Regions from separate parts of the Homo sapiens genome. Here region 1 is linked to region 2. The links are chromatin contacts, found by Hi-C or POLR2A ChIA-PET in ENCODE. All regions are on one chromosome and are shown on one strand. Each heading gives the region's core, a stretch centred on a gene start or an enhancer-like site at or near the end of the contact. The rest is flanking DNA. Distances are from core to core; before and after follow the strand shown.

Region 1 (6,333 bases), core at 682-3,181, 130 kb after region 2:
TACTGGAACAGAGGACTCACTTTTAGAGCAGATGTACAAATGAAACTCCAAAACAAGCCACAAATCTACCAGGAAAGAGAACCAATATGTGTGGTATTATATCGCCAAGGATACCTGAGTCATTTCATAGAAATTGAGCTGTGAGTGCCTCCCAGAATGAATGGTTTCTGAACGTGTTTCTGTTAGGAATGATGCAACCTTCAGTAGAGACCAGAGATTTAAGAATTCTATACTGTGAGTCATTTTAAAAGACAATCAAAGAGTATGTGTGGAAGCATAGACAATAACTTTCACCTCTAGCGTCCAGGTGTTGAAGGAGGTCAGCTACCAGGGAAGGACTCCTACGACTTTGGGTGCCACTGCGTGAGGCTTTGTCTTGGACCAGGGGGTAAAACATATCTCAGGCAGGACGCTGAGCTCTAGGTAGGGCTATCGTTTTTGTAGAAGCGTGACTTCTTGATACAACAAAGTAAGAGCTGAGGAAGGAACAGGGAAAACCAGTTTGGGCCCAGAGGGGAAAGAAATGATAGTGTAGTAGCCCGCGGTTTTGCAGGCAGTTGGGAGTAGCAAGCCACCCTTAGGGGGAGGATAATGTTTTCTCTACCTTAAGGGAAAATGATAGCTGACTTGCAGAGCAGTGTGCTGAGACAGACATGCTGCTACTGCAGTGGAAGGGGGTTGCAACGTATTGTCTTCTGTCTGGAGAGAGAGAGAGAGAGAGCGCGTGTATGTCACGTCTGTGTCCATAAAGCTCTCCGATCTGCCCACCAACCCTGTCCCCCACCAATAACATCTTAAAGAGAAGAGGTACAGGAATGTTTTACAGTGAAAAGATTACAGGGCTGGAAATTAGAAGCCACAAGTTCTAATTATGTCTCATTGCTAACTTCTGGTGTGATATTTTCTCTGGGTCTCTCATTTATCGGGGAGTTAAACTAGGTATGTCCAGTAGGGGTGAGGGGTAAGAGTTCTCTGCCCATCCAGGGTTTCTACTAGAAGAATTTTGACTCTACAGATAATTGTGTCTTCCTGTATTGCTGAGGAATGTCCAGGTTTGTTTTATTGAGGGGCAGGGGAGCACATAGATGTCCAGTAGTCAGGAAGGTGGTTTGCAGGCCTTTAATCAGCACTGAGAAGAGGGAAAACTAACTGCAGTTCAGTTCTCAGTTCCACCATTCACTGGAGTGCTGCTTTCAACTTTTGAGCTCCTGTTTCTACACCTCTAACGTATCAGTGTCATCTCACCCTGGCCTTTTTCTCATGATGGTCGTGACTTTAGGAAACATGTAAGAGTAAGCCGACCTTAACACGAGTACCTGCTGTATGACAGTCACTCTGACAAATGCCTCCCAGTGTCTGCTCTGTGAAGGTAACTGTGAATGATATTACTGGTCAGGTGGGGTTGACAGAGGTGGCCCTGGCAGGAGACACTAAATGAAAGGTCATTTTACCCTCCTGGGGAGATAAAGTTGCAAAATTACCGATCAAGTCTGTCAAATCTTTTTAGACTGGGTTTCCAAATCCATACCCTCAGGCAACTAGAACAAGGCTGGCGAGCTCCACCCCCGCCCCTTCCCAAGGTGGGTGCCAACATGCTGCCCTTCAGCAGGGAGGACACAGCTGCCTCTGGGGCCAGTGCCCAGGGCTAGCCACAAAGCTGGCTATGGCCTCCCCAAGAAGACCCAGGACACATTACTCCCTGCAGAGGTTTTGCTGCTTTGTGGCACGGTCTAAGTGTCGCCCCACTCCCACCACCTGCCAGGCCCAGTGGGCTCCTGGCTGGTCCTCACGGTAAGTGAGTAGCAGACAGCCCACCTGCTTGATGTCAACATTTGTGGGCGCGGCCCGGGAAGAATGTGCCGCTCCCAGCCTCCTTGGCTCAGGTAATTAATCCCCGCAACTGACAGGTGGCAACAGGCGGCCCTTTGGCTGGAGCCATCAGGAAAAGTGCTTGGAGGAAGGATTTTTTTAAAAAAATGATCAAGAGCACAATTCGTACATGTCTGGCAGCTAGACGGCTGTGGCAGGAAGGGAGGCAGGGAGAAGTAAATACCTTGCCAAGACGACTGTGGGGCCAATGTTGGGATCTGCGTCTGCCTGATCATTGTGATAGATCCAAAAGGATATGGTGGCCTTGGACTTGTTTGCAAGCTCACTTTGCAGAATTCCCCTTCCTTTGATGTGGATACAGTCTTAAAATGGAATGCCTCATTTGTGAATCAAAAAATCCGGGGCCAAAGTTGGAGCCCCAGAGGAGAAATAATTTGCCCAAGATGATGCAGTAAGTCAGTGGGCAGGTAGAGGACTAGAAGCCAAACTCAATGCCTCTTGGCTTTGTTTCCATGATTCACTGGGCAATATTTACTGCCCCATTATACACATGTAGTTTAGAAATAGAATGACAAAACTGGGGTCCTAGTCAAAGGAAGGATGATCAGTTGCCTCTTGAAAGATATTAGTGTTTTCAATCTAACCACTTAAAGCTGACTTCTCAAGAGAATGCCCCCACCCCAACCCCAGACCACCTGTACCCATTCACCCCCCCTACTTTTTATTTTTGGTAGTTCGGGACACTGACTATCAGAACACATTGACCTGATGTTTATTAGGATGGATATATTAAAAGCCATTGAAATGAACACTTTTCCTTTTTCTTTTTTTTTTTTCTTTGAGACAGAGTCTCGCCTTGTCTCCCAGGCTGGAGTGCAATGGCATGATCTCAGCTCACTGCAACCTCCACCTCCTGGGTTCAAGTGGTTCTCCTTTCTCAGCCTCCCAAGTAGGTGGGATTACAGGCACGCGCCACCACGCCCAGCTAATTTTTGGCACGACCTCAGCTCACTGCAACCTCCGCCTTCTGGATTCAAGCGATTCTCCTTTCTCAGCCTCCCAAGTAGGTGGGATTACAGACATGTGACACCACACCCAGCTAATTTTTGTATTTTTAGTAGAGATGGGGTTTCACTATGTTGTCCAGGCTGGTCTCAAACTCCTGACCTGAGGTGATCTGACTCGGCCTCCTGAAATGCTGGGATTACGGGGGTGAACCACTGCACCCGGCCAACACTTTTTAAACATTACATTTTTTAAAAAATAATATCTTTCTCGATATGAAATTTAAAATGTTTTTCAAGTGAGTTTTTTTGTAGAGGACAAATCCAAAGTATAGTATATAATTAGCCCATATAACTTCATGTGATAATCAGTGTCTTTGAAGCAGACCAAACTGAAGCTGTGTCTCAGCGCTAAGGGTCTTTTTACATTTTACTGAATTGGATCTTTAGAATTAATTTTTCAAACCCTCCTTATCAAAAGTTATTGTTGGACCCTCAAATTTTTATTTTCATGTATCTCATTTCTCTTCCCTAAATCTTGCCTCCCACCAGATTAGCTGCCAGAACTTTATCTGGTTCTCTGGCAACCCTCCATCTGTTTTGTATGATTTTTCATTCCCAGCAGTTCTAATTATTGATTTCATCACCCTCTTACCCTTATAAAAGGACATTTTTAATTTGGCAGTCCCAAGGAATATAGCTTATAAAAAGAAAAAAAATTAAGTCACTGAATGTTTTAGGAGAGCACTAAGTTAAGACAGACTTTGTACTTGATTAACGGAATTGTTCTGAGAGCTTTAGAGCTTGACTTTTTTTTCTTCCTGTCAAGTATTTTGGGTTATTTGAGATAGTACAGACAACACTTTACCTCTTAAGTTTTTTGAACTAGAAGCCATAAATTAGAAGTGCACCTGGCATTTCCTGTTTGTGACTAGTGGCTATCTTTTAGATAACAGTGAAGTCCTCAATGTCCTTGATAGGTTCTTGGTAAACTGCGACCTTAAACAAAATGATGTGCAGGAGATCTTCGAGTAATTGTTTCATACAATGTTATTTTCTTATAACAGTGATGAGAAAAACAAATTGTTTTGTTATATGTGTTTTGCTTAAAGTTACAGTTCCCAAAAATCTATCAAAAATGTTAAATGAGGATTCATTGTATTTGTAAATCTCATTATTTTTCTCTCTTTTTTAAAGAAACTAAATTCAAATTCATTCAGAAAGCCAGGCATAAAGTGAGACTAATATGTTCGTTGGTGTATTTAAGCCTTTCTTAGAGTTTTCTTTTTTTTAAGACCTCAGTATAAGAACATGCCAGACGTGAATTGATCTGGAATTGCAGACTCGGGAGGGCTTTGATGCTACTCTATCTAGTTGCCTTCCTTGAAGAGGGATTGAGAAGAGAGGTAGGTTATAGAATTAATGATTTTTTTTTGTTCCGTGAGAGTTTATTTCATCCATAGTCTCTAAGATTTAGGGCTCAAGATAGCCATGTGATTTGAGATTTGCATGTAGTATGGCATTTCTTCTGGGAGAGGATGAAAGAGCTAAAGTTCTTGTTTTTTGGTTTTGGTGTAGTAGGCAGGGAGGGTTTTGATTCTACCTTTAGGAAAGGGAGGTGTTGAAAAATTACGCAGGTGTGTGCTGATATTACCTGGCACCTCTATGCATTGTGATACTGAATTACCAGTCTGCCAGCCAAAAGCGTGTAATATAGTATGTCTACTGAGGCAGGTGGTAAAGGTAGGGTCCTAGTCACTGGAATTCTTTTTTTTTCCCCCTTCTCTTTGCAACATATTATTAGTAAAGGAGCTGAATTTACTTGTTTTCCAAAATCCCCTGGAGTTGTTTTATTTGAACATGATATTTGGCTTTAAGCAGCTCACCCCTCGATATTCCAAACTTCCTCCCCTCCCTCCCAAAGCAAAACAAAATTTAGGCAAAGCTTACTTATCCATTTTGACAAGGATATTTTATAAAAAGAAGGAGTTTAGTTCATTTGTTAGTTTTCAGGAACTTCTTTTCCATGTCATTGTTGAAATATTTAGTTCATGTGGATGGCCAAAACTGTCATGTCAGTATACAAGGAAATTTGGTTGAAGATCAGTACAATATTAGGCTCATCATTCTTGCCCATGGGCTGGTGCTTCCTGGGAATGAACAAACTATTGAATATATGTACAGTATGTATACAGAAGAACATATATTAAGTTCTACTTTATATATTTATACATATATGATCAGAAATGGCCAGTAGGGTGTGTGTGTGTGTGTGTGTGTGTGTGTGTGTGTCATCAGAAAGATTACCAACACTTTGTTTTCCACATTCTTTTTTTTTTTTTTTTTTTTTTTTGAGACAGTCTCACTCTATTGCCCAGGCTGTAGTGCAATGGTGTGATCTTGACTCACTGCAACCTCTGCCTCCTGGGTTCAAGCAATTCTCCTGCCTCAGACTTCTGAGTAGCAGAGATTACAGGTGTGCATCACCACACCTAATTTTTATATTTTTAGTAGAGATGGGGTTTCACCATGTTGTCCAGGCTGGTCTCGAACTGCTGACCTTGTGATCCACCCACCTCGGCCTCCCAAAATGCTGGGATTACAGGCATGAGCCACCACGCTTGGCCTTCCACATTCTTTATTAAAGAGTCACTTTGCCAGTGCAAATCTGGTAACTGCGTTCTCTAAGAGATTTGCACCAAATTATAAAATAATCAAATGAGGCCGGACACAGTGTCTCACGCCTATAATCCCAGCACTTCTGGAGATTGAGGCGGGCGGATCACCTGAGGTCAGGAGTTTGAGACCAGCCTGGTCAACATGGTGAAACCCCGTCTTTACCCAAAATACAAAAATTAGCTAGGTGTGGTGGCGGGCGCCTGTAATCCCAGCTACTCAGGAGGCTGAGGCAGGAGAGTCGCTAGAACCTTGGAGGCAGAGGTTGCAGTGAGCTGAGATTGCACCATTGCACTCCAGCCTGGGTGACAGAGCGAAGCTCAGTCTTAGAATAACAAAAATAATCATCATCATCATCATCATTATCATCAAATGGAAGTAACACTATACATTATCTATTTTCCCCTCTATGAATGATTAGCTCAAGATTTGGGGGGATCATGTAAGTTGCCAGTTATTTCTCAGTGAGTGTCAGATATTTATGACTTCTTTGAAGAGGCCAATCGTTTTTGAAAATTATTTCAGATGTGCTTTATTTCCCCCCACCCATCACAGTATTTTATTTCTGATTTCACTTAGATTTGCATAATGCAAAGAGCCACAGTTGCACTGGGGGTCCTTTCTAAATAGGCAACGAGGTTAGTGCAACCCACTGCTGACTTATTGAACCCAGGACCTGATGGAGTAGAGTTGATTCTTAAAGCAATGAGTGGGCATTTTGTGTTGTTTTTATGTTCAAGCTCCCATTGTGAGAATATGGTTACACTTTAGGGAAGAAAACCTCAACTCTTAGACAAACTTCTTTGCTTAACTAAAAATAAGT
Region 2 (5,671 bases), core at 2,784-5,283:
GACCAAGGGACACAGGTTATCACCAGCTTTGTTAGATAGATAAGGGAGGATCACAGAGACGACTTGTAACATTGCCTAAGGCAATAGTAGTTCTGACTCTAGATCTCTGATACTTCAATGGAGAGTCCAAATAGACAATCCAAATCCAGGAGAAACAATCTTCAGCATTTTATACAATTTCTCCTACACGCTGAAAGATCCCCATGCTGTGTAACAGGTCTTGATTTATTCTGTTATGGTTCCTTAAAAGTGTTCTTTTGCTAGCTCACTTTCTTAAGATTTTAGCAGTGTATATACAGATGAAGCATTTTAGCTTTGCTAATTGTTGTCAACACAGGTTGTATCTTAGAACCATACTAAGACATGATCATTTTTAATAGTACAGTTTTATGATAATACTATCTAAAAAAGGAATTTTTTAAAAACCATCTACTATTTTATCACTTCAGCAAATTAAACATTTCTATTTTTCTGTTCCTTTTCAAAATCTTGCTAAATGCTTGCATAGTATTTGCATATCTGTAATCACAGCACTGATAAAATTATATTACTTAAATGGATTGTATATTCATTTTTCTGAATTTGCCACAGAGTAATCATTTTAATTACTGTATGTAATATTGTACTATGTAGATTTGCCAGAATATTATAAACCCAAACTTTTATGTTGAATTGTAGGTGAATTATATACTCTTTTTGCTATTATTAACAAATCTATAGTCGTCATCTATATACATTTGTACATTTTTGTTGTTTTACAAATTTTCTTTTGGAGATATTCCCAGACATGTTTGCTGTGTCAGAGGATAAGGATATATTTATGTCTATAGCATAATCAAATTTTTGCTCTTTTACATATGTCATAGTAAAACCTTCCTGAGCAGAATGCTGCTAATTTAAAATTTAGATTATTATCCTAGAAAATGATTACTTTAAAAAACAATATTATTCTAAATGTTAATACTAACATCATAACCATTATAACCACAAATAGAATAAATTAAACATCAATAAGGCAAATTTATTGCCTAAATTTAGAACTTAAGAAAGTTACTTATGTATACTTCTTGTTAATTTAAAATAGACCTTACCTATTTTTTAGAGTGGCTTTCCAATATTTTTGACCACTAGCTATAATAAAAGTACTATTTATGTGGCATTGTACATTGCGTACATACATATACAAAGACATGCAAGTATCTATAAGGTGAATCCTAAAATTTCATAAAACAATACTTGTTCATATTACATGCAGTGAAATCTGATATATTCCATGTCGTTCCATTGCCTTTTATTCTATTTCAGAGTCATCTATGTTTTTTTCGTTCCTTCTTTATTTTCTTAAGCTGGCTGTAGCCCACTAAATTGTTTTCATGATCTCAATCAGCAGAGTGAAAAATCATCTTTTAAAGCAGCCTTGACAATACCTAAGCTTAAAAATGGTTTACTAACATTGAATTCAATTTGTACAATCTTTTAACTTCGAACTTGGAACCAGTTTCAGCAAACAATGTCTCTGCCAGTAGTAGCAGTCATGAGAAATACACGGACTTAAGGAAATCAACCTGTTGTTTCGTGAACAACAGTTTCAAAGAAACCACAATCTATCTTTGTTTTCTCGTTTGTTTGTTAGCTACAGCCTGATTTTTGGTTCAGTCATTTATACAAGTTGTGCCAAAACCTAAACTGTATGATTGGCATACAGCAGTATTTAATTTGGTGGATTAATTTCTTCTCTGGAATGGATGCATCTAATTTCTGAGGAAAACCTCAAATGACATGTCCTTACTGAGAGATGGCATGCCAAAGTGGCTTGTGGTACCTGACATAAATAGAGCTGTGAAGCATGTTTGCTGACCACGAATGAACAGGTTGTAAAGGGAAGCACGTGCAAGGGTGCTTTTAAGAGTAGACTGGGCAGGGTCTTGAACCCCTAAACCCACCTGGAACTCAAAGACACAGATTTCATTCATTAATTCTGTCACTATCCACTATTCTACTAGAATCTATAATGAACATCGCCTAAACTGCTAAAAAAAATAATATGCGAAGGAAGACTTTCATTTTTTATAATACTTAAAATAGGATTACTCCTCTTAGACTTCTTTATACCCATACATTGCTTCACGGCTCAGAGACATTGCTGGAACACGAGAGTTAAGAGCCTTTACGTTGTGTTCAAGAAATTTTAGAGTGTCAGTTTGTTTTTTCACAGTTTCCACCAAAAGCAATCCTCTTACATACCTAGAATATATTTTACTGTGGTATATCTCAGTATTATCCCCATATAGTTAGTTAGATTCATCCTTGTTTGCTGTTTTATTTCATCATCTCACTTTTAATCCATTATCTTATGGTACATTATTTTTCTTGTACATCATGAAAATGTACACTGCAGCTGAAATATGAATTTTTGTATGTAATTATTGCTCAGCTTTTTTGAGAACAAGGAAGATACAATATGAAATAAATTACTACTTTTCCCTTTTGGTATGATTTTAAATTTGCTTTTAGAACAAATTATTATGATGGTTTTCTATTCTGAATCTAAATAGCCTTTTTTTCCATAAGAGTTGAATTAATAAATTTGTTATAGCTTTGCTTCATGGAACTTTAACAAACATCAAGGTTATATTTCTGTCTAATCCCTTCATCATTCTGTTGTCCTATTTATGATTTTTTTCTTTTATTTTTCCACTATGGAGCCCACAGTCTGAAACCGAAGCATACTATTACAACTTTGTCTTCATTTTTATTTTAAATTTGTCTTATTTAAGACAGCTTTATGTTATTTATTCTTAATGGAAAATGCACTGAGGAGAACTTTTTTTATTTGCTTTTTTAAAGAATTACAATTGTGCCACTGTACTCCAGCCTGGGCAACAGAGCAAGACTCCGTCTCAAAAAATAATAATAATAAAAAAGAATTACAGGTGCTTTTTACATTTATGCTGTCCTCAATAAATGTTCTTCAGATCATTTGTCCTGTTCTCTGATTTATAATTCCTAAGAGGACACTTTAGGAGGCATACATGGGAGGCAATGTAATATGGATAAGCTACAGTTAGGGATGATATAACTCAGGATTGTAGTTTTCCTTTGAAGGTGGGTCATACAACTTAACCTTTGCTCACTTTTTCTCCATCCATAAGATGGACATGCATTACCTTGTTTATACTTTTTAGGAATATTTTATAAATGAATAAACATATTTATCAATAAATGCTTTGAGTTATTTAAAGACACTGTAACCATATCATTTACTTAGTAATAGCAAAAATAGGGGGTTGTGTAATGTCAAGTACTTATTTGAATTTGTTATGTTTTCAAAAATGGTCCATGTTTCACTAGACTTAGACTATACTATTAAATCATAGAAGTCTGTGTATATGTTAGGGAAAGGCGTGGGGAGAGAAAAGGAAAAGAGAAAACATACCTTCACTGTGTCCCTTGTAAGTATAGTTTGTCAGGTAACCCTCCTAACAGGCCTAGGGGATAGATATTATTACCTCCCTGTTGTAGAGGAGAAAAATATAGCTGAAAGAGGCAAAATAACTTGCCTGAACTTATAATCAATATGTGACTGAGCTAGGATTTGAACTCAGCTACAAAACTCAGCTTTACAGGTCACCACTCAGTTTCTCAGCTTTCAGATTCCTGCTTTGGAAACATGTTAGCAATTAAAATAGAAAAGGGCAGGGATAATTTAATTAAAATACTTAATTTATAATGTTAGCCAAATAGATTTTTTTTTTAGCTTCCCTCAATATTTCCATTACTGCTTTAGTTGCAGTTTTGGATTATTTCTTATTTTATCTTGCTGATTTGTCCAACTCTAGTTCCTGGACTCACAAAAATATACTTGCTAAAGATGCGTTAAAGTGCATGACCTATACTGCAATTTCTCTACATAGTTATTTATGTGCTTAAAATGGCCATCTTGGAGAGTGCCTGAAGGTTGAGCTAGAGGAGGGTGATGGAAGGAGGGGTGATTCAACAGAGTCAGGGAAATTCCAGATGACATGGGTTGCCAGATTTCCTGCTGGCCTTTCACTGCCAAACTCCACCTCCTGCTCTTCTTACACAGCTGTGTGCTTCATTAAATAGTGATGTCTACAAATCACAGCAGTGTTAAAAAATGCAGAGCAGGGGGAATTCCTGTGCACTGACTGCTGCCAAGTTCCTAGAGTTTTAACAGCACACTCATCAAACTGCCTCTCTCTTCTCCAAAAACTATAAATAAGTTCAATATCAAGAGTGTTTTCATCAATTATAATGCCTCTCTGTTCTCTTGGAGAGTTGGGAATAGTATATAGACACATTGGTTACAGTGCCCATGTCTAAGGCAATATGGTAGGGGTCATCTGTTGTCAGAGATAAGACTTTTGACCTTGATGTTGCCACTGTTCTTCCAGTTGAGCCAGGAACCATTACTTAATCATTTACAGCATAGATTTTCCCATCTACAATTTGCTTTTCAGAAACCAGCCTTGTGGAATTTAGGCCAAGAACCTGGTTGCTACTGCTCAGAGTAGGTATAGGAGAGGTATGCATTTAATTCAACAATTCCTCTTGAGGGTTTCTGTGTACAAGGTCCTGTGCTGGGTGAGGTTCTACCTCATCTTTAGCAAGTATATTTTTGTGTTTACAATGACAACATTAGTAAGACAAGGCTGCTAATACATTCATAGTACCCGTGTGAGGTGAGTGCTGATGAGTGGTCCACTAGAGTTGTTAAAAAGTGCCACAGGAACGTGGGGAAAAAAATAGAAATTTTACCTGGAGGATTGGAGACATTTCAAGGAGGAAGTAACATTGGCTCCAGGCTTTAAAGAAGAGAGGGGTTTAATAGATAAATCTGGAAGTACTCCAGATAGAGGGAAGAATGCAAACAAACGGGTAGAGAACGGAGAAATTCAGTGAATTGTCAGAATAGTGTCTTGCCTTGTGTTGTAGCAGTACCATAATGACTGACAGCCTACAGTACTCTGACAATTTAAAAAATATAACCTGTTTTCTTTCATGTGGGTATAATGTCTCCAGTTAGGCCTATCCACTTTTTATGATCTTATACCAGCTGGATCCTTACACTGATGTATGGGCTTGAGCAAAGAATATAAGGCGGAGATAGGTAGGCTGATGGAACTTCCGTGATAGGAAGCTGTCATGTTGGTTTGGTGGATGGACAGAGGAAGAGCAAAAGCATGAAGGAGAAAAGTGGAAGAAGTGTGGAGGCCACTTGAAGAAAAGTAGTAGCTAAATGGTAGGCAGGACTCGAGTCAACTTTCTTCTGGAAAGTTTCAGGACTGAATCTGGAAAAGGAAAACACAGAACAATTAAAATTGATGTGCATTTATTGAGCACATACCTTGCACAAACACTACAATAGGCACCGTGGTAGACACTGAGATACAATAATGCATTTCCCTGTCCTCACTTACGAGGACAGGAAACAGACACGTAAACAACTAACTACTGCACAAGGTAGAATTCAGTCACAGAGGTCAGTTTGTCACAGAAATATGGAAGAAGACATTTTTGATTGGAGAGGAATAAGAAAGTTTTCTGAAATATTCTGAGGTAAGAAGTGAAGATTAGCTAGGTTATTAATAAGTCTTAGTCCACTAGGAGTGCTGTAACAAAATACCATAAACTGGGTAACTTACAAACA

What was found. Hi-C counts contacts between places; a loop is a spot of excess contacts on that map. ChIA-PET counts read pairs that join two places held with the same protein, here RNA polymerase II (POLR2A). Pooled maps may share reads with other maps.
Region 1: a map of PC-9 shows a loop between it and region 2 (6-fold over the local background). The contact joins two enhancer-like sites. A Hi-C loop is called at or near these places in 1 of 168 maps with a recorded cell type or tissue (PC-9) and 4 of 50 pooled maps. POLR2A ChIA-PET finds 5 or more read pairs at or near these places in 1 of 52 experiments (MCF 10A).

Annotation. Positions count from the first base shown.
Region 1 is chr3:189,841,520-189,847,852 of GRCh38, forward strand. All of the region lies in intron 4 of TP63 (tumor protein p63), which reads left to right. Among named protein-coding and RNA genes, the nearest start is that of MIR944, 15 kb to the left of the region's middle. Within about 2 kb of position 1,932, at least 4 of the 41 ENCODE cell types and tissues checked have a DNase peak (open chromatin) inside an H3K27ac peak, as active enhancers do.
Region 2 is chr3:189,706,743-189,712,413 of GRCh38, forward strand. The region is part of intron 1 of TP63 (tumor protein p63); the gene reads left to right. Among named protein-coding and RNA genes, the nearest start is that of TP63, 78 kb to the left of the region's middle. Within about 2 kb of position 4,034, at least 5 of the 41 ENCODE cell types and tissues checked have a DNase peak (open chromatin) inside an H3K27ac peak, as active enhancers do.